Regions from separate parts of the Mus musculus genome. Here regions 1, 3, 4 and 5 are each linked to region 2. A link is a loop called in an ENCODE intact Hi-C map of the cell type or tissue named here. Cell type or tissue: left cerebral cortex. All regions are shown on one strand. Region 1 overlaps Lrrc4c (leucine rich repeat containing 4C). Region 2 overlaps Lrrc4c (leucine rich repeat containing 4C). Region 3 overlaps Lrrc4c (leucine rich repeat containing 4C). Region 4 overlaps Lrrc4c (leucine rich repeat containing 4C). Region 5 overlaps Lrrc4c (leucine rich repeat containing 4C).

The links. A loop is a pair of places that touch in the nucleus more often than their neighbours do. Peaks named below come from ENCODE experiments on the same cell type or tissue, not always from the same donor. Only the 100,000 strongest peaks of a DNase experiment are listed, where the experiment ranks them.
Region 1: a loop joins it to region 2, with 14 times the contacts of the local background. A loop is called at or near these places in 2 of 42 quality-filtered maps.
Region 3: a loop joins it to region 2, with 17 times the contacts of the local background. A loop is called at or near these places in 3 of 42 quality-filtered maps.
Region 4: a loop joins it to region 2, with 2.5 times the contacts of the local background. A loop is called at or near these places in 2 of 42 quality-filtered maps.
Region 5: a loop joins it to region 2, with 9 times the contacts of the local background. A loop is called at or near these places in 2 of 42 quality-filtered maps.

What each region holds. Positions count from the first base shown.
Region 1 is chr2:96,715,085-96,720,084 of GRCm38, reverse strand. All of the region lies in intron 2 of Lrrc4c (leucine rich repeat containing 4C), which reads right to left. Among named protein-coding and RNA genes, the nearest start is that of Lrrc4c, 400 kb to the right of the region's middle. In left cerebral cortex, no CTCF peak of the experiment used is centred here; a DNase peak (open chromatin) is centred at 2,523; H3K27ac peaks cover 4,093 bases.
Region 2 is chr2:97,149,222-97,154,221 of GRCm38, reverse strand. All of the region lies in intron 4 of Lrrc4c (leucine rich repeat containing 4C), which reads right to left. Among named protein-coding and RNA genes, the nearest start is that of Gm22313, 86 kb to the left of the region's middle. In left cerebral cortex, no CTCF peak of the experiment used is centred here; DNase peaks (open chromatin) are centred at 1,091, 1,545, 2,293 and 2,521; H3K27ac peaks cover 2,246 bases.
Region 3 is chr2:97,412,319-97,417,318 of GRCm38, reverse strand. The region is part of intron 4 of Lrrc4c (leucine rich repeat containing 4C); the gene reads right to left. Among named protein-coding and RNA genes, the nearest start is that of Gm22313, 180 kb to the right of the region's middle. In left cerebral cortex, no CTCF peak of the experiment used is centred here; a DNase peak (open chromatin) is centred at 2,722; H3K27ac peaks cover 1,176 bases.
Region 4 is chr2:96,617,041-96,622,040 of GRCm38, reverse strand. The region is part of intron 2 of Lrrc4c (leucine rich repeat containing 4C); the gene reads right to left. Among named protein-coding and RNA genes, the nearest start is that of Lrrc4c, 300 kb to the right of the region's middle. In left cerebral cortex, no CTCF peak of the experiment used is centred here; DNase peaks (open chromatin) are centred at 3,039 and 3,982; H3K27ac peaks cover 2,886 bases.
Region 5 is chr2:96,850,737-96,855,736 of GRCm38, reverse strand. The region is part of intron 3 of Lrrc4c (leucine rich repeat containing 4C); the gene reads right to left. Among named protein-coding and RNA genes, the nearest start is that of Gm22313, 380 kb to the left of the region's middle. In left cerebral cortex, no CTCF peak of the experiment used is centred here; DNase peaks (open chromatin) are centred at 1,260, 1,770, 2,076, 2,372 and 1 more place; H3K27ac peaks cover 1,497 bases.

The DNA.
Region 1 (5,000 bases), 430 kb after region 2:
TTCTTCTCTAATGTCTCTCCTACCTCTAATACTAGTTTAACATCTCCCCACTAGTTTCTTTCCCACATTCATGTCTTTTTGTTCCTTTGTTTTTGTTTTTGTTTTTTTAAAACTCATGGAAGAAGTCTGTTTGCAATAAATGTAAAGACGTGTCTGCTCTACATGCTGAGAGTAAGTGATAATGAATCACAACAGTATACTCACGTCATCCCTTCTAGGGCTCATAGGTCATCATCAAGAGGGTTTGAAAAGAAGTAAGAACAAGGAGATAGGAGGGAAGGCTGTGAAATGCTATCACTGGCATGGAGGAGTCTTGACCTCAAAGTAGTTATGGTTGCCTGCTATCAAGCTTTTGAAAGAAATATCAATAATGTATTGTACAAGTCAGGATGATATCATGGCTTGAAAGAGAGATGCTACCTCAGTCTCATTCATTTGAACACTCTGTTTCTAGTTGGTAGCCCTGTTTTGGGAGGTGCAGGTGTAGCCTTGTTGGAGGAAGTACATCACTGGAGGACAGGCTTTGAGATTAAAAGCTCCCTGTCACTTTTTGTTTGCTCTCTCTGCTTTGTTCTCATGGTTGAGATGTGGCTCTCAGCTTCTCCTTCCTGCTGCTAGGCCTGATACACACTGCCATGCTTCTCCCCCATGATGGACTCTTATCCATCTGGAACAAGAAACCGAGAGAAACCCTTCTTCTGGGTTGCTTTTGGTCAAGTGTTTGTTGTTGCTGTTGTTGCTATTTTTGCTTTTGCCCCAACAACAGAAATGTAACAAATACAGACACATAATAAGCAAGCTTTACTGGAATCTGTATGGATTTCACAAGTTCTAATTATAGAAATATGCATACATATAAATTTATAAAGATTTTACTTGTAGCCATAAATTAGTCAAAGTTTTATTGACTTAATTCATTGTTGTCCTTTGAAGAGCAGTCTGCATGAGAATTGTTGACAGAAATGAACATTATATTGTGGGAACTGTCTGGACAGTGTAACCTCTGATTAGAATTTGGGGCATTCATATGGGCAAAAGAAAAGCTTTACATTAAGGAAAATAATCAGCTTCATTCGGAAGTTCCCAATCTGAAACTAAAATGCCAAACATAGTTTTCCTTAAAACAGTCCCAATTTAAGCAAAAAAATGTCATTTTAGAAATTCAAAAGGTCTGAAATTGACTCAACTCTATAGGAGGCATTCCATCTGACTAAGTAAGTATGAATCTTCTTTGATATTTCATGCCCTTGAATGTACACTGAAGTTCTAAGGAGCTAATGTGTCTTATATCTTTTTTTAAAATTATAATTTAATTACATCATTTCTCCTTTCGTTTATTCCCCCCAAACCTCCCATATTCCCCTCTTGCTTTCTTACAAATTCATGGTCTGCCTTTTCATATCCTTAAAGCACTGCTTTACTTTTTAAACTTTTAAATTGTGTGTTCTCTGTAAGAGTGTATCATGATGAAGTAGAATTAAATGCCACTTTAGATTTTACAAGGCATTATCACTTTATTATACCATTTAGAAATTACAGCAATCCCAAATCATATATACATATGCACGTACATACACATGCACGCAAACTTGTACACTCCCCTACTCATACAATTCCAAATTTATTTATACATTCAAATATTCTCATATCCCCACTTACATATTTACACTCAGAATCCAAGTGTGATAAGAAGCATACCCTCAGACTCACACACTTTTCTCTACCTCTACATTTAAATACACATATCCACATAGTTATAACTCCCAGAACACCATATATTAACATATATGTAAGCTTCCAGATTTTATATGCATTTGATTTCCCAGTCTTTAACATTTACATCATGTTGATGAATAATTTAACCAATAAAAATATGATAAAAAAAACTGTGTCAGATGAGATGGCTTAGGGGGTATTTGCTGCAAAAACCCAGTGACCTGAGTTCCACCCCAGGAACTCATAGGAGAGGGGGGGGAGACTAATCTTCCCAGGTTGTCATCTCACGTCTAGATGCATGCTGTGGCATGGGCACCTCACCAAAACAGAATAATAATATTAAAGATAAAAGGAAAATGAACAATACAGTTATTTACTTAGATTGCCTAACACAACGGCCTAAATGAAAGACGATACGTAGCTATACTCTCTTCACTTAATGTGTCGCTACTGGAAGGTCTTGGGCTTTTTCTTTGCTTTGTCTTGAATTTTCCTCTATGATACAGAATGGGGTCCTTGCTCCAGGACGGAAGCACATCTGCTGTGTTCCTGAAATGCCCAGAATGTAGTTATCATGTGCTTCTGAATGGTTGCAAAGGCATTTTATGGGAATAAAACGCAGGTGCAGCACCCCTGGATTTACTCAAAGGTCCATTTGTCATATGATCAGAATAATCAGTGAGTCTTAAGCTCTGTGCCTCCTCAGTTAACTATGCTCCGACACAAAACAAGATCTTCCCTAATTTACAATTTTAAGTTTTTTCACTTAAAAGTCAGAGCAAAAATGAGCCACATGGAGAGAGCATAAGGAATGTAGGTGGGAAGATTAAAATTGAAACATAATTCACTGTCTAATGCACATTTCCTTGCCACAGCTCTGGTCTCTCCACCTCCCCAAAGCTCCTTTTTATACCATTTTCTCTCTAATATTTTTCTATGGCTCACCCACATTATTTTTCCTCTTAAATCTCCAGAGAGCTCTGTAATGAAATATCCAGTTTGCTAATGGGCAGTAGAATCTTAGTTGGAGTATCTTACTGACCCATATTTCCCATTTTAATTTGTGTCTATCACAGAGATGCTTGTTTTTCTTTAGATAAATGTTTCTGCCCTGTGTGAAGGAATGAATTTAGAAATACACAATTCATCAGAAATCATGGGCCATGGGAAGATAAGAAGTAAGTGAACAGCTGTCCTTTAGTTCTTAACACATGGAAAGACATCACCTGGTTCTAATCAGCACAGACAGTAGTTGTGAAACAGGAGATGAAAAGAGGTCCTAGCTTGTCCCTTACTGTGCTCAAGATCAGCAGCCATCGGATTTTCACTTCTTGGCTCTATAAAATGCTTATAGAAACTTTATAAAATTGTGTACAATTGATCTCTTTTGGAATAAAAAGACTATGTGAATCAGAATAGTTAACCTAATGAGGTGGATCCTTTCTTTCTCCTAGTCCGTAAGTGCCTGGAAGAGCATTAGGATTACACAGTTCATTCTGATTATACATAATTGCTCGGGATTGCATTAGCATAATGCAGCTCATTCCACCTAGGAATATCATAGGAAGGAATGTGAAAAGAGTCTTAGTTCATTCTTGCCTTCACACATGACCATTGTGTATAGAAAGAAGAGACGATTGAGTTGTGAAGAGAACTTCTTGTCCTCTGCTCAAAAAATGCTGTAGTTAGTGTTGTCTGTTTTGGAAGATAGTAAATATTTCTGCTATTCTTCAGACTTACTAAGTGAGGAAGCTGGAATTATTTTTTCCTTCCACCGAGTTTTAAAAATGGACCATAATACAGTACCTTTTATATCCATCTTGCTGTGGGTCAGACTATGTGGCTTTGTGCATTATTTACTAAACTTTGAGGAAACACTCCTATTCTTATGTCCTTTGTGCAGATGGAGGGAGTGAGAATAAAGACATGTAGCTGTAAACTACAACAACTTTCTGACAGTACAATATCATCATTAATGTTTCTGCATTACTGAGATCACATGGGGTATCCCTGCCTGTTAATCAAATGCAGTACCTAGGAATATATTCTATCCTTCTCTGCCCCCTCTTCCTATCCCACCTCACCACATAGGACCTGAGAAAGTCATTAAGGCTAGCCTAGAATTCATACTGTAACACAAGACAACCATTGAATTCATGATCCTTCTTTATCAACCTTGCAAATAGCTGGGATTACAAGCCTACAAGAACAAAGTAAAATATAGTGTTGAAATATTTGTTTATGACTAAGATATGAAGCAAAAATCACACAGGCATTCAATATGCATTTTAATAAAGAAATGAAAAGATCAGTTAGTTCATTAAGAGTTAAGAAGAATCCATGTCACTTTGTGTGTTTGTCACTGGGAAATCAGGATTCCAGGGAAAAGATATTAAATCTCCTCTAGATGGATGAACCTTCATCAAGAGGTCAATTGACTTTAGTAGTGTAGGACTCTTTGGTGATAAAATATATACATCAAAGATTTCCTTAAGGTTGGTAGTGCATGATTCGTCATGGAGGTAAATGCTATGACACTGAATCAGCAGATTCTTTCTCAAATGTCTGTTGTTTGTTTTGACTTCTTCCTTAACTCCATATTTGTAAGCAATAGTCATGTCTTCTCGGTTAGAACCAATCTAGGACTTCCTGAGGTTGCCACAGCGGAAACCAATATTTTAACTGTCATCAGGGTCAGAGAACTTCAAATGAAAACGGCGAGAACTCAAAAATAAGCCACGTAAAACACATACATAATACTGCTAAAGGTCCTGGTACTGGCCATAGAACCTTGAAAAAGAGATTAACAAATAAGTATTACTGGAACAAAAACTTACATAGAATGCATTGATACAATAGCCCGAAAGAAAAGAAGGAAATATTTATTTATTCACCTGTAAATTTTACATTATGTACCATGGGGATGAGGACACATCAGCACAAGTTTCTTGCAATATCATTATCACTGTTTAGACAGAAAATGATACAGTATTTTCTGACCAGCACTATGTAATTCACAAGGCTAGAGACCTGTCTTTCTTCTTCTTCCAAATACTGAGCCTTTCTGTAGCTCATTAACATTTATTTCTCTAGAGCTTTTGCTTAAAACATCCTTTCATACATTTCAAGAAGTAATTCTTGAAAATTATTGCTCATTTGATATTTTCCCCATTGTTGCTTATTTATTGGTCAGGACTGTACACCAACTTTATTTATTCTCATTACCCTTATCATGTGACAAAGGTTGGTCCCCTATGTTACTCACATAGTTTAGCACTTTAAGA
Region 2 (5,000 bases):
GTGTGTATATATATGTATATATATGTGTGTGTCTTTATGTATATAATAGGCTATGCTTGATGGAGCAAGGGCTTCCGGGCTACCTCGCAGAGGACCGACTGTGTGGTCTTTCCAGGCATCGGAAATAATGCAGCTCCTCTCCCACTTGAAGGACTTTAATCCGTATAACCTGTAAAATGACTGCTATTTAAACACTGTGGAAAATACCTGACAAATATGACTGTTTATGGAGGAAACTGCATTTTTGTCCAGGACACGAAGTTGCTACTAATCCCTCATACTAGATTTATGTCATGTATATATTTGTGATTTCCACTTCATCTCTACAGGGTATGATCCTTTTTCTCTATAACATCTGCTCTAAAAACACATCCTCTCTCATCCTCTAAGCCATCAACGACTTAAGTAGATTTTCCTGTGTACTGTAAGCTATTGTGGATATCAAACATACCAGATTAAGGCACTGTGTCCTTATCTCTGGTATATTAAAATGAAGAAAGGGAAAAAAAGAAATTAAATGGAACTGCCTTCTATGTTTGAAGTCAAAGCATGCCTTTGCAGATGCTCAGATGTCATTGTTTATGGAACATGGTTTACTCTCTTTTTTTTTCACTGTGCAAAACTATTTGTGTTGGAATTATCATTATAAAATCCAGTCATCCAGTAGAGCATATCCATTCACTTAAATTTAAATTTGTTAGATTTTTGGATGCAAGCCATGGGACTGGCAACTACTTTTCCACTTTCAGATGATGGCATCCGTCCGGCGTGTTATCTCCATTTCTTTACCATTCAGATGCCACAAGGAACAGTGAGAACTACATGTTCTCCGCATCCTAAAATGCCTGTTCCACATCTGTCCTCTATCTTCTTCCATGTATTTTCTCAGTCTCCTTTTAATTTAACCTCATTGGTCCCTGTTTTTTTAAAAAAATTCTCTGACCATGTACAACACACTTTATCTTGTAGGCATATTCATACTTAAGGATTAGTGCCTATACTGGTTCCAAGGCTCATGCTTAGCCTTGTCCCAGTCTTATGCAATAGTTTTTACTTTTTCTGACCCAGTTCCAGATTTGACTTTGCACAAAAAATCTTCCAAACCTCTATTTCCCACATGAAATTCAATGATAATCTTCAGATTTATAAAAACACAGTAAGAAAAGAAAAAAGCTTGATGCTTTTCACACAAGAAATTCCAGAAATGATTATTTTGTTATCTATTTCTACAACTAATTAGGATCACCTAGCCCAGAATAAATACATAACAGGATAAGTTGGCAGTAAATATATGTGGGTGGATTAGCTGATGGTTTGACAGTAAACATATTGCTACACATTACTTATATGACTTGAGAAAAATGAATGCTAATGCCTCAGTTACCTATTTGCTTAATGGATCTTCAGAATCATTGGGCTGTTATACTAACAAAGATAATCAAGTGTTACAATGCACGTAGTTGGCTTCAAACACAGCTGGCACATTATAAATGCTTAATGAAGGCAAGCTGCTGTCATTTGTTAGATTATTTTTGTACATGTCTATGTCTAAATTTATAGAGTTTGGCTACTCTGATACAGTAGTTCCACAACGTGCTGACAAAGCAATGTGTAGAGTTGAAGCCTATGCATATGTATGTAAGGAGAAATGTGTGTGATGTATGCAGGAAATATCTTTGTTGCTTCTTAGCTTTAGAGGGAAAAAAAAATACCCCTGTAAAGTATAAAGTTTATCTGATTCTCTTCTATCAGTTTCAAGGCAGTGATTTATAAATCTTTATATATCCTAGGGTGTGACCTTATTTACTTGTTTATTTACTTTCTGTTAAGGAAATAACATGACAGCAAATAGAACCATGCCGAACTGGAGAGGTTCGGAATAATTGACCCTGTAGGATAAAGGAGTACAGTCCTAAATAAAACAAAATGAGCTGTGTGTGGTGGTACATACCTTTAATTCCAGAACTAGAGAGGCAGAGGCAAAGGCAGATGGAACTCTATGACTTTGAGGCCAACCTGGTCTACATAGTTAGTTCTAGACAAGCCATGGCTGCATGCATAATGTGATGATGTCTTAAAACTAAAAAAGAAAAGAAAAAAAGGGAATAAAATTAGATACTGACCCTCGATAACAATGCTGACTAAATAGCTGCCCATATGACTTGGGATTCTCAGAAAGTTTATTTCTGAGTACATCTAGAGGTAAAGTATGATGTAAGGGAAGAGAACAATTTGGTCTTCTCATAAGAATTTTGGATCCTGAAACAATAGTACAAATGCAGACCAGAACACCATATGGGTAGAGTTTTAAAATAAATCAAGCTAACCAACTGTGAAATAAAATGAGTTCAAGTCTCCTATTTTGAAAAATGTCCCTCCATACTAATCTGGAATGCTGGTATAAATATAGAAGTTCTTAGACACCTTTGAAAGTGGGTGAGAACTACTGGTCCAGGGGAATGTAGACCTGGATGGCATTCTTGACCTATATCATCATCTTCCTCTCCACTTCTGCTGTGTTCCCATGCTAATAGGAAATGCATAGTGAAATGAAGGCGCTGCGCCTCACTTTTGCAAGTTATTTGCACATCTTCCTCCCAGGTTCCTATAATTAGCTACTTTGAGTGTGGAAATATACAGAGAGCTGTAGGAGTGTTAACACTTGCCAAAAAACATATATGTATCTTCTTGAGACAGATGTAGTATTGTCCAGAAAATATGATGTAATCTCTAGGTAGGCATATTAGACTGGTTGCAAACACTCTTTTCCCTTAGTTCAAGATATCGAAGAGTGAATCCACCAAAGTTGAGGTAAGGAGTCTAATGAAAAGAGCCCTCTTGGCAAAAGATCACAGAAATATTGTCATCACAGTTCAAAATAAAATATTGTAAAATTTGACGCGTACAATACAGCATACGGATATATAAAATGTCTCTCCCCTAAGTTTGTGTGTGAGCAAGGAAGATAATAAAATTAAAAATATATATGGAAAAAAGTCAGTGTGAAAGAGTGAACAAATACACACATCAACTTTGCACAGTCTCATTTTCATTCAAGGTATCTTATTTTGCTCCTTTCAATCAGCGAAGCCGATGACAGTGGAAAGGATCCTGGAAATTTTCATAATCTGCTTGTTTCTGAAACAAACAGATGCACAAACAAAAGCTCTCTCAGACGGAAGAGACCTTAACTGTGTAGAAGAGCTCGTGAAGCACCAGTGAACCTAAAATGTGTTATCATAAGGCTTCTATAATAAGAGGGAGGAATTCAAATGTAACATCACCGACATATCTTAGGCAAAGTAAAGAAAACATCTAGAATCAGCAGTATTTGATTTCTGGTTTCAACCTTAAAACTTTTAGTTGTGTGGATTTAAGCCTTTTGTCTAGGATTTATCTGTAAATATAAGAATTCAGTTTCCTGAACAACTGAAGATTCAGTGTTCAATAATATATTAACAAACCTTATTTAGAAGAAGTACTTTTAATTAATTTTCAGAATTAATCATCATAAGGATTGTATATATTTTAAGATACTATACTTCAAAAATAATCCAAAAAAAATCATACATTATCAGGTTTGAAAATGGGTAGACAGATAACAAAATCTTCCTTTATACCTCCACCAATATAATTCAGTGTGTATGCTTTCTGTTTATAAGTTATGTCTGAATGATATGGGATGGAGTAGTCAAATCTAAAGACAGAACACAGAATCCCTGTTTGCATTCTTATTTTCATTTATTTTTTTAAAAAAATATTATTTTACTACTTCTTGCAGAAAAGCAAATAAAAAAACACCATGCTTCTTAAAATCTGCCTGTTGTTTGAATTGGAAAAATATGGGCAAAATAAGAAAAATAAAATGAACAAAAAATAAAGCCCTGTCCTAGTGGGATAAAGGACCAGGAGATACCTGTGTAGAGTTAGTGACTATTCGCTTAGCCAGAGCCTTTCTAACAAATGAAGACTAAACATGATAGGCCTGAGCACTGATATGGTGTGTCTGAAACATAGGGCCAGGCTATTTTGTGAGACTGGTAGCTGTTATTTTTAGAACATTTCAGTCATTTTTTAATTCTTACAGAAATGTGTGCTCCAACAAGAAGATTTTTGTAAACTTTGGCAGAGACCCTTGCCTCTACAGTTTTGAAATTCTTTGTATCTTAAGTCTGGTGCCCTTCCTGAAAACACAATCTTGAAAGGGGATTAGCTATACATACTAATTGATCCTTGAATGTGGCTGCATTCATCTTTATTATATGCTCTTGGGCTCATTGTGGAGATTTATATGGCATTTTAACCCTCATGTGCAGAAAAAGTCAAAAAGTATAAGAACATTTATGTTTATGCATGACAAGTCTTCTATTTTGGTCCTTTACTCTCTATAAGTAGAAATCTTAATTCTTTCAAAAGCACTTCTCACTTAGCCTTTCTTAAGGACAAAGTCATATTGTATTATGAATCCGTGTTTTCATGGCTGTCTCCTTTGTTTTAAAGAGAAAATTCTCTAGAGAATTAGTTATAATTTTCACCTGTGTAGATGCAGTGCCCTACTTTGTTGCCCAATACACATTAGACATCTACCGCATCTAGTTAACCAATGCTCCAAAGCATGACTGTTATTGGGTACTTGAAGCTATAGCAATATCTTCAAATAAGTACGCTGCACATGAATAGGTCCGAGAACATTAAAAAACACACATTTTTAATTGCCATAGCAAAAGGTGTGGTTTGAAATATGCATTGTAAACACGAATTCACCTGCTTTATGCATTTAAATTGGTAAGGCATGAAGTCTTGGCTTCTGTGGTTGCCTTCCTGAAAAGTATAGGAAATCAAAACAGTCAATGTTTCAGAATGAATAGGGGATCTACTCATTAGGATTAGGTTGCATATCTAACTGTGGAACTAATGGGGAAGGAAAGGACACTTTTCTTCAGCAGTATATCTAATGATATGCTATCCAACATAAAATGTTGGTGATTATGATGAAGACA
Region 3 (5,000 bases), 260 kb before region 2:
CATATATTAGCTGGTCCAAGACCCTTGACACATACATTAGAGGATTCTCTGATCTGACCTTAATGAGGGAAGATGCACCTAACCCTTGAGAGACTTGGGAATCAGGGAATGGTGTGGGAGGAGTCTGGGGATTGGGGACATCTTCTTGGAGACAAGGGATGGGGAATGCCAAGAGGAAATGTCAGAGGGCGGAACAGGAGGGGGATAATGACTGGACTATAAAAAGAGATTAAAGATAATAATAATAATAATAATAATAATAATAATAATAATAATAATAAAAGATTTTGAAGCCAGAGGCTATTGTGGCAAAAATTCTATGCTGAGTGTAGAGGGTAGAGGTACCTGTGTCTCCAAATAGAGGCTCACTGTTGTTGCCAAGGAGCAGCTTTAGAAATGGCATCAGAAGAAATGTGAGCCTTTTATTGACTACACTACAGAGCCTTTCAGAAAGCTGCTGTGTCAGCATCATTTCCATCAGAGGCTGCTCATGACTGTATTGTAACCTCTGCCTGTGGGGTCATGTAAAGTGACTGGACTGCATAGAGTGGTCATTTTTCATGAACACATGTGAAGATCCAAATGAGAGATATCAGTGTCTGAAATTTGCTTCAAATTCATTGAGCTACATAGTTGTAGCCCAGAAAATGAAAGACCTGGAAAGGGACCTCTATTAGTTATTAGAATCATAGAAATTATGATGTATGTTAAAAATTGAAGAACAGTAAAATGTCCTAGACTTGAATACTGAGAGTTCGGTTGAACAAGTCCTTAAATCAGCCACTCACTCAATTAACATGTGCTAAGATTTATCCATACACTGAGCTAGGTTTCCGTGGTGAATCTCCTATACTCTTTATTTGTGCATTTCCTAATTATTTAATATATTCAATATCAACTGAAAAAAAAATACTTCTCTACACTATGCATCAAATCTGGAACCGCTTCACTAAAGATGAAGAAAATAAGTTAATCACTTTCATGTTTGATCTATAAAGAATTCAACACTTTTAAATTTTTTTAAGAATTATTCTGTTTTCAAATTGTAATTGTGGGTGCTTTATTTTGAGTAAAACAACAGAACTAATCATTATGTAAACTGATGTGACCATCTTTACACATGCTAATGAGCTTGAAAACTCACTCATTTGGTAGACAAAAACTACACAAACTGAACGCTCTCCATATACATGATAAAATGATTCCATTTGATTAGGAAAATTGAAAATAGAGACATTTGCAACTAAATATTTTATTTTATACTATCATGGTCTGTTACCTTTGAATGGACAAATTTTGTACCTGTTTTGTTTTGTTTATCTGAAATGGAGTTAGGTCTATGTAGTCACTCTCAACAATTCTTACTTATCAGGGAAATAAGGAGAGTTAAATAACATAATAGCCAATATTAACATGTAAAGTAATATATAGGTTTGGCTGTTCATTGAGCTAGTGTTATAAATCCACACTTTGTAAATTAGTAACTTTCACATTTGTCTTTGGTTGGAAGACAGCTGAATTTGTTACCAATCTGCGTGAATATGTCAACCTATGGTTTCATAGGTTGTAGTATATTTTTGTAGGGAAATGGTGGTCAGATGTTATACTAGTCTTATGGGATCACCAATTTTTAAATCACTCTTGAAGATTTATGACCCTATTGGAAAATTAGTTACCCCAAGGTTACCTTGGTGGTATAATTATGTAATTTTGTTGTTGGTAGTTGGTTTGCTTTGCCAGACATTAAAAATCAAAAGCAATGAAGAACTTATGTCAGGGTAAATAGACAATATTTTATAGGTTATTTGCATAGAAGAGTAAAGATTTTCATTTGAACAGTTTGTACGCATGGAAAAAAAGCAACCAGACAGCAGGTGGAAGTAGAAACTCCCAAAGCTGATGGACTGAATACGACCTTTGTCCATTTCTTATTCTCATGTGGTTTAGTCCCCTATTTTTTCTATGCCATTGTGGGTGTGGATGGTTGTACACTTACTTATCTGTGTGTGTTTGTGTATATGTGAATGCAGAGGTAAGGTATCGCCTTCATTCAGTCTTTATCTTGATTCTTGAGACAGAATCTCTCACTCAGCTGCCCACACACTGATTTGGTAAGGCTGACTAGGCAGTGAGCCCCATTGATCTTAATATCTATCTCTGCTTTCCCATTGGTGGTTACCAAGACACATGGTTCCTTCCGCATTTAAATATTTTCTTTTCAGTGGGTTCAGGAGATTAAAATCAGATTTACATGCTCAATCTTAGACATGTTTTTAACTGAACGCTTTCCTTACTTACTCCTAAATAATATTCTCATACTGTGCTGCTTCATATCCTAAAAGAAAACACACACATAATCTCTTCGTCCAGGCTGCTTGTAGTGAGACATAAAAGTAAGCCCAGTGAGAGAATGTGAGTGAGTGACAAAATGCTACTCTCTGTACAAGGGGCTGACTCTGTGCTCCACACTCTCTCATTATGTATTCTGCTAATGGCAGGGGAAGTGAAAATAGCAGTTAGCTCTGGAAAGAGTGGGCACAACATTAAGATTTAATTAAACCTTGTTTTACTTGGGCAAACTAGTCATGCAATGATGTCATGGGAGAACAGAGCTCAACACTTTGTGACTAAAAGCAAAAAGACATGCAGCAGAAATACCAGTGCATATGGTTAAAGCAAGCAGGGTGAGAAGAGCAAACTTGGCAGCGCTGTGTCCAGAAGACATGTCGCACCCACCACACTGCAAGGATATGAGGTGTTGGATTTGAAGAGAACAGATTTGTGGACCTGGACAGGAATCAAGGTTTCCTCGTTGTTCCTGGGTAATTAAAACTCTTTTATGTGCTTTAAGGCACAGAACAAGCACCAAAGTAAGCAGCGACAGGAAATGCAATTATAGTACTGCATAGAAACATTTCTAGCTCTCAGAACTATCCAAGGATAGAACAGACTGCATTTGAACATAGTGTGTTTATTATCACTGAAGGATTTAAAATAGGCTGCACAGACACTTGATAGATATTGTCTAACTTGACACAGTGTCTCAGGAGCCAACAATTAAAGCTGTTTGATGAGACTTAATGGAGAAGAAATATTTGTGTTGTGAGTACATGTGAACTGTAGTTGCTTATAACATATACTAGAATTTGAAATAGAATAATAGCTCATGTTTCCTGTCATCTGGGTTAGTAGTACTGGTAGAACCATTAAAATTTTATTTCTGGATGTTTCTAAGGCTGTTTTCAAAGGACATTAGTGTTGATGTGGATGTACATTGAGGAGAGAAGAAATGGCCTTACTAATAAGAATAGGTATCATTTTATTCATCTGATGTGAGCAAACATAATATGATAAAAAAAAAAAAAACAAACAGAGAGAAAAGCAAATGAAGGGTTCCCTTTCTCTCTCTCAATGTGTTCAAACTGAAGTATTGTGTTAGATTCATTCCTCTGTGATCATAGGACCCCCCAGAAACATTTTGAGGAAGACTATTTTTGTTTTTCTTAGTATGAAAGGTTTCACTCCATCATGAAAGGGAGGACTTAGGCACGTGGACAGAAAGTAGGATGGTGGAGACAGAGTAATCGGCCACAGAAAAATACAACTTCTAAGGAAATGTTCCAAGGAACAAAATTCTCTCTAACCTGGCTTCATCTAACATAGTTCCTTTAAGTCTGAATAATGTATTCAGATATCAAATCCATCAAACACTTCATTAAATCAATGCCCTTATGTTCTAATTGCTTGTGCATATGACCTTGCAGATTCACCAAGAGGTGTGTTTCATTAACCTAATATCCCCATTTAAAAATAACTTTTAGTTCAACAGGAAGTGGGAATGACATTTACCACGCATGACTATTTACAGATTCTGATGTTTATGCTTTAGCATTATTCGTCTATGGATTACTGGATGATGAATAAAGGGCTTGAGGACCCATACTAATGACAAAATGAATTTGGAGTGGTGGATCTTAACAGAAAAATAGATTTGGGTGTGAGAACATGTCTCCTAGGAATGTCAGAAGCTATACCCATTAGGTCTCATTAACATGATTGCCCATGAATGGCTGAATAAGGAACACAACAGCAGAAATGGCAAAGTGAATGGGAAAGCCCAAGATGATGCAACTACACACAAAGAAGTACAGACATCCAATGATTTCTGAGAGTAGGGGAAATAGTCTTTTGAGAGCACATTAATCAGTTATACTATCTTAAATGGTCAGACCTGAAAAATGTACATATAGGTAATATTATAAGCCTGAGAATGCTTACTTATGCATTTATTAGTGTGTGTATGTGTGTGTAAATGTGTGCGTGTACAAGTGTGTGTTTTTATGAATGTGTGTGAGTGAGTGTGTGTGTGTGCTTGTGAATCTCTATAAAACAGCAACTGAAGAAAAACAGGTCATGATTTTGAAACAGAACAAGGAGGATATTTGGAATGATTTGGAGAGAGAAAAAAAAGACAAAAGTTATGCAATTATATTATAGTCTCAAAAAATTAAAGAAAAATTTAAAAACACAATAGACAGAAAAGGTGCTCAAAGCATGCTACATTAAAACAGAAATAAAACCAGTTGTTTATAGACTCCATTTCTTGCTACAATACAACCCTATATAAAGGTATTCTCATTTAATTTTACTATATAAATATAATCATTATAAAGAATTACCATTATATGTCCAAACATGGTATTTAATTACACATACATCTGTAATCATGAGAATATATAATTAGAAAATAAACTTAGAATAAAAAAAAACTTTTTTAACTAATGTAAAATTGTTTATGTCCTTGTCAATTAGGGATGAAAGGGCTTAGCCTGTTATTTGTGCTTGGTGGGTCTTAGTATGGGCAGGAGCATTGAAGATCCATTCCCCTTTATGCTGATGGGCACCAATCATACTTCTCAAGATCTTTAACCCTGTTATATAGTTTCACAAACTTAAGCCTGTGTCTATGGCAACATCTGCTTTCTGTCAAGGACAGAGCT
Region 4 (5,000 bases), 530 kb after region 2:
TATGCTTAGAAAATATTTGGTGAAGTAAATTAAATTGAATTACAAAGATCTAATAAAACCTTTCAAAAGCATAAGGGTTTTGTGTGATTCCTCATTAAGTGAATTAAAAATTTATGCTTTTTTTTTCCTTTTTGAAAATAGTAAATTTTTATTAGATATTTTCTTTATTTACATTTCAAATGTTATCCCCTTATCTAGTTTCCCCTCCGAAGAATATCCTCTATCCTCTCCTCCCTCCTCCTGTTCCCCAACCCACCCACTCCTCATCCTGGCCCTGGCATTCCTCTATACTGGGGCATAGAACCTTCACAGGACCTAGGGCCTCTCCTCCCATTGATGACCAACTAGGCCATCCTCTGCTACATATGCAGCTAGAGCCACCAGTTACACCATGTGTTTTCTTTGATTAGTAGTTTAGTCCCAAGGAGCTCTAGGGGTACTGGTTATTTCATATTGTTGTTCCTCCTATGGGCCTGCAAACCCATTGGATCCTTGGGTCCTTTCTCTAGATCCTTCACTGGGGACCCTTTGCTCAGTCCAATGGTAGGCTGTGAGCATCCACCTCTGCATTGGTCAGGCACTGGTGGAGCCTCTCAGGAGACAGCTATAACAGGCTTCTGTCAGCAAGCACTTGTTGGCATCAATAAAACTCTCTGGGTTTGGTGATTGTATATGTGATTTATCCCCAGGTGAGGCAGTCTCTGAATGGTCCTTCCTACATTGAAAACTAAGCGGTATGATTTACAATACAAAAGCAGAATGTGTTCATCTTAAAGTCTGTAGATTCATAAATTTGAACAATGACATTATCCTGGTTGTTTCTTGGGGCAATTTTATATGATAAAGGGGAAATTCAGTTTCAGAAAAAGAAAATAGATTCTAAATAGTTAGACATAAAAAAACTTTCTATAATATTACAATAGAAAGGTACTTGGTAGTGTGGTCTAGTCAGTATCAAAATGAAAAATATAGTTAGAGTAGGCAATATATGTGCATCTCTCTGTGTAAAGATCATCTTTCAGTTCTGCTGTCTTTCTGAGCTTTGCTCTAAGTAGACAATGTAAGTTCTAGAGACAGCTCCTATAGCCTTGCCAACACCAGCTTAGGTGAAGTCTTTGCACGATTCCTATCAATATCTTTGCAGTATATAACCCAAAGGATGAATCATGGACCGTCGCAGCCCCAACGTTTCTACTCACTTCGAAGCTAAGAATTATATGTTTGCAAGAAACATGTCTATGAAACCTCCTTCAAATTCCTTTCACCACAAACATATTTTTGAGGCTGGGAAGATGGATCAGAGATTAAAAGCACTTGCTGACTTTCCAGAGGTGCTGAGTTCTATTTACAAGGACCACATCAGGTGCCTCATATCTGTAACTCAAGTTTCAGGGGATCTGAAAGAGCTGGCTTCCACAGCACCTATCTACATACAAATATACACACTGACACATAATTAAAAATAAATCTAGAACAAAATAACATATTTTTCACACATCCTGTGTTATTGTGATTTATCTTGAAACTCCATCACACCCTCAGAGTACTCTATTAAGATGAGTTCAGGTATTGAGACATTAAAGTTGATGAAGAAAAATTGGCAGGCCTAAGGAAATGAGTCTGTTGGTAACTGTTGTGAAAACATAGAGTTCTCTGTGTTTAGATCCCGATCACCCATGTAAATGCTGAGTGGGTAGAGCATATTTGTAACCATACCACTAGGGTCTTATAAACTAGCCAGCCCAAATCAAAGGGGAGACACAAATTCAGGGAGAAACACTGTCAAAACAGTGATTGATGATAATGTGATGTTCTCTGAACTTCCACCGCTAAGTATATGGATAAATGTTTCCATATTCATGAATATACCACACACAAGAAGCTTTAGAGGAGGAAAGGAGAAGAGAGGAAAGATGGGAGGGGAGTCAAGATGATGGGAATGGAGAGAGGAGAAGAGGGGAGAAGAAAGGAGAGGAGATGATGGACAATGTTATTTGACTCCTGGAAGAAATGGATTAATTCACCATTACCCCACATGGTGTTCCAATACAGAAAGCAGCCTTGTGTTTTCCCACCTCAAAAGATGATCTCTGACAGAAGATAAATTATTACATAACCGAGGACATAACCAGTTCATAGGATACAGGAGAACACCATAAAATGTGTTTTCCCCTTCTCTAATCTGACCTTCCTAATGTAGACAGTATTACTTTTCCTTTCAAAAGCTTACTGTAAGCTACAAAGTAAAGCAGAATATCTAATGTGTTGGTTAACTCTGATTTTCAAACTGAAGTGATATCAAATCACTTAGATATTCAACCTCTGGTCATGTCTGTATGGGGCCTTCTAGATAACATTTAATGGGAACAATTCACCTTAAAAGAGTGCCACCATTCTGAGAACTGAGACTGTGTACTGAATTCAAAGAAGAAAAGAGGTGAGCACTAGCCTCTCCTCTCCTCTCCTCTCCTCTCCTCTCCTCTCCTCTCCTCTCCTCTCCTCTGCTCTCCTCTCCTCTCTTCTCTCTTCTTTCTCCTTCCCTCCCACCCTCTCCCCTTCTCTAGTTCTCTCTCCATATGGGTACAATGGTAGCAGCTGCCTGAAAGCTGCCATGATTGACTGTAACTGTGATACAAGATAAATGCTGTCTTCTTTAAATAGTTTTTTTCAACTGTTTTATCCTAACAAGTAAAACTCCAGGGGACATCCTCTCTCATCACTGTCTTTCTGTGTTTCTCTTTTATTCATTCTTGGTACAGTTCTCTCCCATCTTCTCCCCACCTCCCCATTATCTCCTCATTTCGCTCATTCCTCCTCCTTTCTCTCCTTCCTCCTCTCCTCTCTCCTAAATTGAGGCAGTGGTTTAAGCTTTTTATGGTTTTACAAATTAAAATATGATCCTTCTCACTAAACAAATGCTTCATCTTAGCACACATCCATTTTGGGAATACTGAGCCATAAATCTAGAATCAAACAAATAAAGCCATCTTCCACAGGATGACTCAAAGAGTGAGAAAAGAGAGGTTCTGAGTCAGAGGAAGGGTTTTAGCATTTTGTCGACAGATTTTTCTGCTTTGTTATTCAGCCTTGTGTAGGATTTAATGATCTGAATCAACTCTTTGTAAAACCCACGGACCCATCTACGCAAAGCAAAAATAAACAGACTTGTTAGAAAAGATCAAAGCAATAGAAGGAACAGTAGCACATGTGTGTGTGCACAAACATCAATGCAGTCACACGAAGCAAGACCTGATAAGCTGAGTGAGGGACGTGATTACTTGCATTGCCCCCATATAGGCTCTAAGCATCTCGTACTAACTATTTTAGATGTAATCCTGTCATAACTCTTGTCTAGATACTGAGAAATATCTTTTTTTTGTTTGTTTTTTTCGAAAGCAGACAGAAATGGATTCATCCCTTATTATCTCACAATGGAAACAGAGGATCAGGAACTTAGTGACCAGTTTCCTTTTCTATAAACAGGCCAAAAGAAATTCTACCTTACAGTGATAAATTCCCCTTTATTTTATATGACAAAGAATTTTGCAACTACCAGGAGGCGGGCACTCTTTAAAGCATTGTAGGTAATACAATTAACCAGAGATTAATGCCGTGACTTTATTAAGCTGATATGACTACATTAAATAAATAAAATTTCTCATCCAGGATGGAAGAGACTATGGAAATCAAGAAAGGTACAATAACAAAGGGGCTTGAGAATCAGGGGAGGAGGCTTCAGTGTTAACTGTGGTAATTGTGTTAGATGTAATGAGATGTAAGAGTTGAGACTTAAATAAGTTGAGGTAATTAAAGACATAGGGCCTCTTTGGGTAGCATGATTTTATGCTTTGATCACCATCAAAACAAATTGGAACTCACCAGTGCAACAGTGTTAGATGATGGGATATTGTAGATGTTTTAGTCCTGACGGCTTAATGCTGGTATGAAAAGGAAGAGTGTGAGCTCTCATCTTCTCTCACAATGTGAGGGCAACATAGGCTGCTCCCCTGCTTCCATATGGAGGTGGAAAGGTTTGAGTCACGATCTTGAAGCAGGGAGCTGAGTAGTTCCTGAACCTGCTTCTGCTTTAATTTTGGACTTCTGAATCTCCATAACTGTAAGAAGCAACTTTCTTTCAGGAGTAAATAACTCACTCTCAAGAAATGCACATGGCATCAAGGAAGGAGTAAGGAATGGGGAAATTAACCTAGGCACGATAAATGCAATGGCCTTTAAGAAGATAACTAATGCATATAATGATTGCCTAACAGATCAGACAGACTGGACTGGAGGTTGACTGAAGGATGGTTAATTGAAAAAAAATGCTAGGGAAACTAGGGATGCCAGACCATGAAGACTGTTTAGTTCATCTATAGTCTTTCTAATAACTGCAGCAAGAAAGAGCCATGGAAAATGCAGTGGACTCAGTGTTATCACTGCACCTAACTATTGCTTGTTTGAGTGATTGATTGATTGTCATTGGTGTTCACCTGTAGGTTGTGCACATATATGAACATGAATACAAGTTCTGGTGCATTCCTCGTGTGTTTACATGTAATCTTCCAAGTAATTCCTCGAGTTATGGGTCTTCTGATAAAAAACTGCTCAGGGAATACACTGTCTATACTTTCTGAGGTTCAAATTACAGAAGGGTCACTACACTCACCTGTCATTTTATTGGTGATGGGGATTCTAACTCTGGTCCTATTTATTTAGTGGTTAGTGCTTTAACTAGTAAACTATCTCCTTATACTCTTAACAATACCTTTCTGTTCTAAATATATTTATATTGGTCAAACACAATATTGGCAGAAATAACAAATAATATAATTGAGCTCCTTTGATCTTCTATGAAAAGTCTTGTATTTTGTAAAAACTTGCTGACATTCCCAGAAAACAACAATCATTTACATCTTCAAAACAGACTCACTGATCCAAAATTTAATTATTATGAAATGTCGGAATGTTGCATGTCCAAAGTTCAAAGTTCTTGAGTTATT
Region 5 (5,000 bases), 300 kb after region 2:
TACTAAATCTTAAAGGGCTCTGAATTCATTCTTTAATCAAAGTAGAAAGAAAGATTGAAAGATAGAACTTTAGAGAGGGGGTAAAGAAAGGAGGAGAGAGAGAGAGAGAGAGGAGGAAGGGTTGGGAAGAAAAGAAAAAGGGAACAGATTAAGGCTAGGAGTTGTAGGTAGACTCTGATCCTGGAGCGGTTAATGAATGATAGACACCTGAGTTGTATTATGTAGACTTTGACTTGCACTGAAAATTGGCAAGGTACCATTTATTAGTGGGTTTCAAGTAGGCATAAATATTTAAGATATGAAATTAATATTTTAACAGCATCCTGAATTATTTGATTAAAAAATGTTCAACTGACTTATGTGGTTCCAATTTTAATGGATTTTTTTCATAGTAATTAGTGCCTCCAGGTAAATGATAAACATCTGAACCTCAGACATGCCATTGCTAAAATTAGGCACATGGAACCTTCAGAAGATTCCAGAACAGCTGGTACATTCCATTCCTTTAAGGACATAGATGGACGATAAAATATCTTTGTAAAAATTTTCTGAGGAAGAATATTATAGAGTTCTATTAAGAATGTGTAGGTGGAGCTGAATATGGTGGCTTATGTTCTCAATCCCAGTGCTCTGGAGGCAGAGGCAGGAAGATCTCTGTCAATTCAAGGCAGCCTGGTCTACAAATAGAGTTCCAAGACATCCAGGGCTGTTACACAGAAACACCCAAAAGATTTTTAAAAATTTAAAAAATGAAAAGATTGAGGAGGTGACCATTAAAACACTTTTTGAAGAGGCCATTGGAATTATTGTTCCCTATGGAGTTTGAGAAGACACATATGGAAATGAAAGATGCACAATCAATTTTTCCTTTCATTGGCTTCATGATGGCATCACACCTGCTGTATTTCCTGCTGTGAATGTGGCCCACAATGGAATAACAGTTGCAGTTCTGTATGACTCATGAACCCTTGATGTTCCTCTTCATGACATCTAAAAGCAAAGGAAGTCATGTCTCTAGAGGTTATAGCATGAAGATGTTTGCCAAACTATTTCTTAAGCAAGAAACTTTGGTCTTGTTTAGTCATGAAATTTTGATCTATTTTTTAAACAGCTACCATGACTCTAATTCAGGCCCTTTATGATTACCATAGACAAAATTGTTCTCTTCCGAACATAGACTTGTGCTCTTTATAAAACTGACTTAATGAAGCATATTTCTGAGTAGCAGAGCTATATGTGATAAAGGCAAAAGAAGCCTATGTGGTGATTGCACACATAGCAGATTTCTAGAGAGGCTCGAGTGATTAATTAGTGAAGTCCTATTCTTAGTCACATGCTACTCTCTAGGGGGAAAATGGAAGCAACATTTGGGATGGGAGCGATTAGTGGATCAAAGACTGACATCTGCTTGTCACAGCACTAATAGTTGGTTTAATATGGTTTCTTGACTTTCCAAGTAAGATGCCTTTCATCTTGTAATTAAGAATAAGTGTATATGAGAGAATGTTTAAGAATGTGTGAACATTCAGTATGAAACAAAATATTTCTACACACTGGCATTTATTAATACTTTATACCTTAATTAGTTATCAAGATTGTGGGGCTGAGAGTTTAGCTGAGTGGCATAGTATGCTTGCTTAACATGCCACAAGCTCTAAGTCTGATCTGTCCATGAGATAGAGAAGGGATTGGAGAGTAAAGAAGAGAGGAGAGGGGAGGGAGATAATGTGAATCAGGAAGGGTTCTGTCACTTTTTTTAATCCTGTAAAAATATGTAGAGATGTGGGCGGCATGACATTTGAAGGCTTTATAGACTTCTCCTGTGAAGCCATGTGGGTTGTTGCTTTATGATTTTGATAATACTTCCTTTTATATCTGTTTTTTAATTGTCTCTACACAAAACATATTCTCAAAGAATTGAAATATAGTTAAAATTCTGAAAAATATTGTTTAAACTTTACTGTTCATAGAAAAAAGTCTCATGACATATGCAGATTTGGGAAATATTACAAAATTGCACCAATGATAAGGGAACATATGGCCATTGGATGTGTTTAACTGAGGTGTGAAACTAGACACTACTGTGCATCCTATAACACACTGGGATTCCAGAGATTAAACGAACCAAGAGGCAAGTAGTGACAAAGAAGGGACAACATGCAGACTGTATGTTGACAAAGATAAACATGCACTCTCACTCTTCATCCAACATAGATATTAAAGGATGATATTTCTAATCAGCCTTGAAGGTCAAACAATAATGTTTCAAAACACTGAATTTAAAGTTATTCTATAACCTTATATAATGTGTCCAAGATATTTTGTTAGAGGCAAACACTCTCTAGCAGTGTTTTTGAATTTGAAAATTTACAACCCAGAGTTTACAAAGTGAACACTCTCCGTTACTCCTCCATACAGTAAGGAGTAAGAAAGAGAGTCTTATACTTTGTGGTAAGAAGATGTGATTGAAGAGCAAGAAGAGATCACAAGAACCAAAACAAGGCTGACTTTGAAATTTCACTGCAGAGTGAATCCTTCATAGTCATATGAGTTGCTAAAACAGTCTGCCACCTTTTGACTAAAGACTCAATTTCCTTTTTCTGGGGTAGAAAATGAGCTCAATCTCTTATTACAAAATATGCAAGTATGTTATTTGTTTAAAAGATATATATATATATATATTTAATTTTGAGTGAAGTCCATTGTGAGGATTGTTAGTTTTAAGTTTTTAGAGGAGGGGAACAGAAAGCTTTTGGCAATCAATTATCATTTCTTTGCTGGAACAATGATATCTAATTTGTCAAATTCACTTTCACTAAGTGTGGCCAAGCTTCTATAACTGAGTAAATTTGGAGAGGGAGATAGCTCATGGAAAACTTGTCATTATGCTTTATAATATCATTGAAAAGCAAATAAAACATTGTTTCTGAGGTCAAAGGTCAAACACCTTAGCTAAACTGTTTATTCAAAAGGAAATTTTGATTTAATTCATAATATAATTTATGAAATACAATACATAGTATAATATAACATTTCCAGTAAATGTAATGATGTATAAGAAAAATTATGTTTTCTGTCTTCTTCATCTCAATGAATGCATAGTGAAATTTATATACACAAAACACATTACCAGACATGTATACATAATATTTACAGTCTAAATATATGGGTTGCATTTGCATTTATGCATGCTTGTGCTCTCTATGTATATATTATTTGCATGAAGAGAGAAACGTATAGTATAAAGACCAGTAGCGTTTGTTTATAAGAAGCTTATTATCTGCTACATATATTAAAATCTTTTGCAAAGCTGAATAGCACAGAGACTAAGTAGAGCTGAAAAAATATTATGAAACAGTAACTAAGGGAGTATATAATTGAAAACAGAATTGATGGAGTGAAAATAAACTCTTTTGTCTCCTTTTGGGACCCTTTCCTCTTGGGTCAATTCAAGGGGAGGTGCCTAGACTTACTGTAATTTGAAATGCCATAGGTGTTTGATATCTATGGGAAATATTCTATTTTATGCAAAGAAACAAAGGGAGGAGGAATTGATATGAAAACTGGTCAAGATGGAAAGAAAAAAAAGAAGAAAGAAGGAACAGATATATATATATATATATATATATATATATCTTATCTGATATGGGCCCCTCAACACATATACAGTAAAGGACTGTCTGGTCTGGCTTCAGTGAGATAGTGAGATAAGACACAGGCAACCCTTCAGAGACTTGAGACCCCAGGTCTGGTGGGGTAGGGGAGTTGGAGACATACTCTTGGAGATAGGGGCAAGAAAAAATGAATGAGGAACAGAGGGCAGACAAGGAGGAAAATAACTACTGGACTGTAAAAAGATTAAAAAATAATATGAATCAATCAATAAATAAATATTGAATCTTACTTGAAATAATTAAGGATTAGTACATATTTAAAATAAACATTGATGGTATGGTGGTGGTAGTGGTGGTGTTCTTTCTCTAACTGTCTTTCTGTCTCTGTCTCTCTAGTCTTTGTCTGTCTCTGTCTGTGTGTCTGTGTGTGTGTGTGTTTATGTGTGTGTGCACGTGTGTTTCTGTGTGTGTTTCTGTGTGTGTGAGTGTGCACACACATGCACAACTGTGCAATATTAAGAGAAGAATTTGTTTCCAGTCAAATAGCAACAACTTTTAACCTATTCAACTTGTTATCATTCCGATTTAAATGAAACCTCCAGAGACAGAGATGGGCATCTTTCCCTAAATATGCAGCTCTCAACAGTTGTGATTCAATGTTCTTTTAAAAATAAAATAACTCAGACAGGCATGGCAGAACTATGGAGCTAGTCTTTCAGGCAATTGATTGGTTGGGGAGTGGTAGATGGAACCTTTCACTATCTAATCTGCCATACAAAAATCATGCAGAGATTATGCTGTCAGAAGTTTCCCTTTAAAAAAAAAAAAACAACCTTTTTAAATTCAAGGAGGAAAATGGGGCAACCACTCTTGAAGAGACTGTCAAAATCATTTAGAAATCAAAAGATCCTACTGGAGTTTGCAGTTTCTTTAATATGTGCAGCAACTCTCTTCCTCTTAACTTAATAAGGGGTTGCGTATCCGTACAATTAAAAATAATTGCCTACTGTAAAAACTGCATTGTGATTATAGAAACATGGGGCAGAATTTATTGACGACAAGACAAAAACATCATCCGCTGAACACCCTGGAACATTGCAGCCTGTAAAACATAATTGTAGCTTCCTGCAGCGTTGGCTTTCTCTTAGTCTCCTTTCATATTCCCAGTAAAAGTAAACTGATGTCTTGATGGATCTGGAAAGGTGCCATGATTTGGCTTTAAGTGTGTTTAAATTCATGAATATATCAATGTTGCTCTTTCTGAGTCACTTAAAAGATGAAAGTGTATTCTTTTCGCTGCCTCTAAATAACCCTTACCTTAAAATCAAAAATAAAAACAACAAACCAACTAAGAAAACTTTGCTAACTATCCCCTCGCTAAACGAT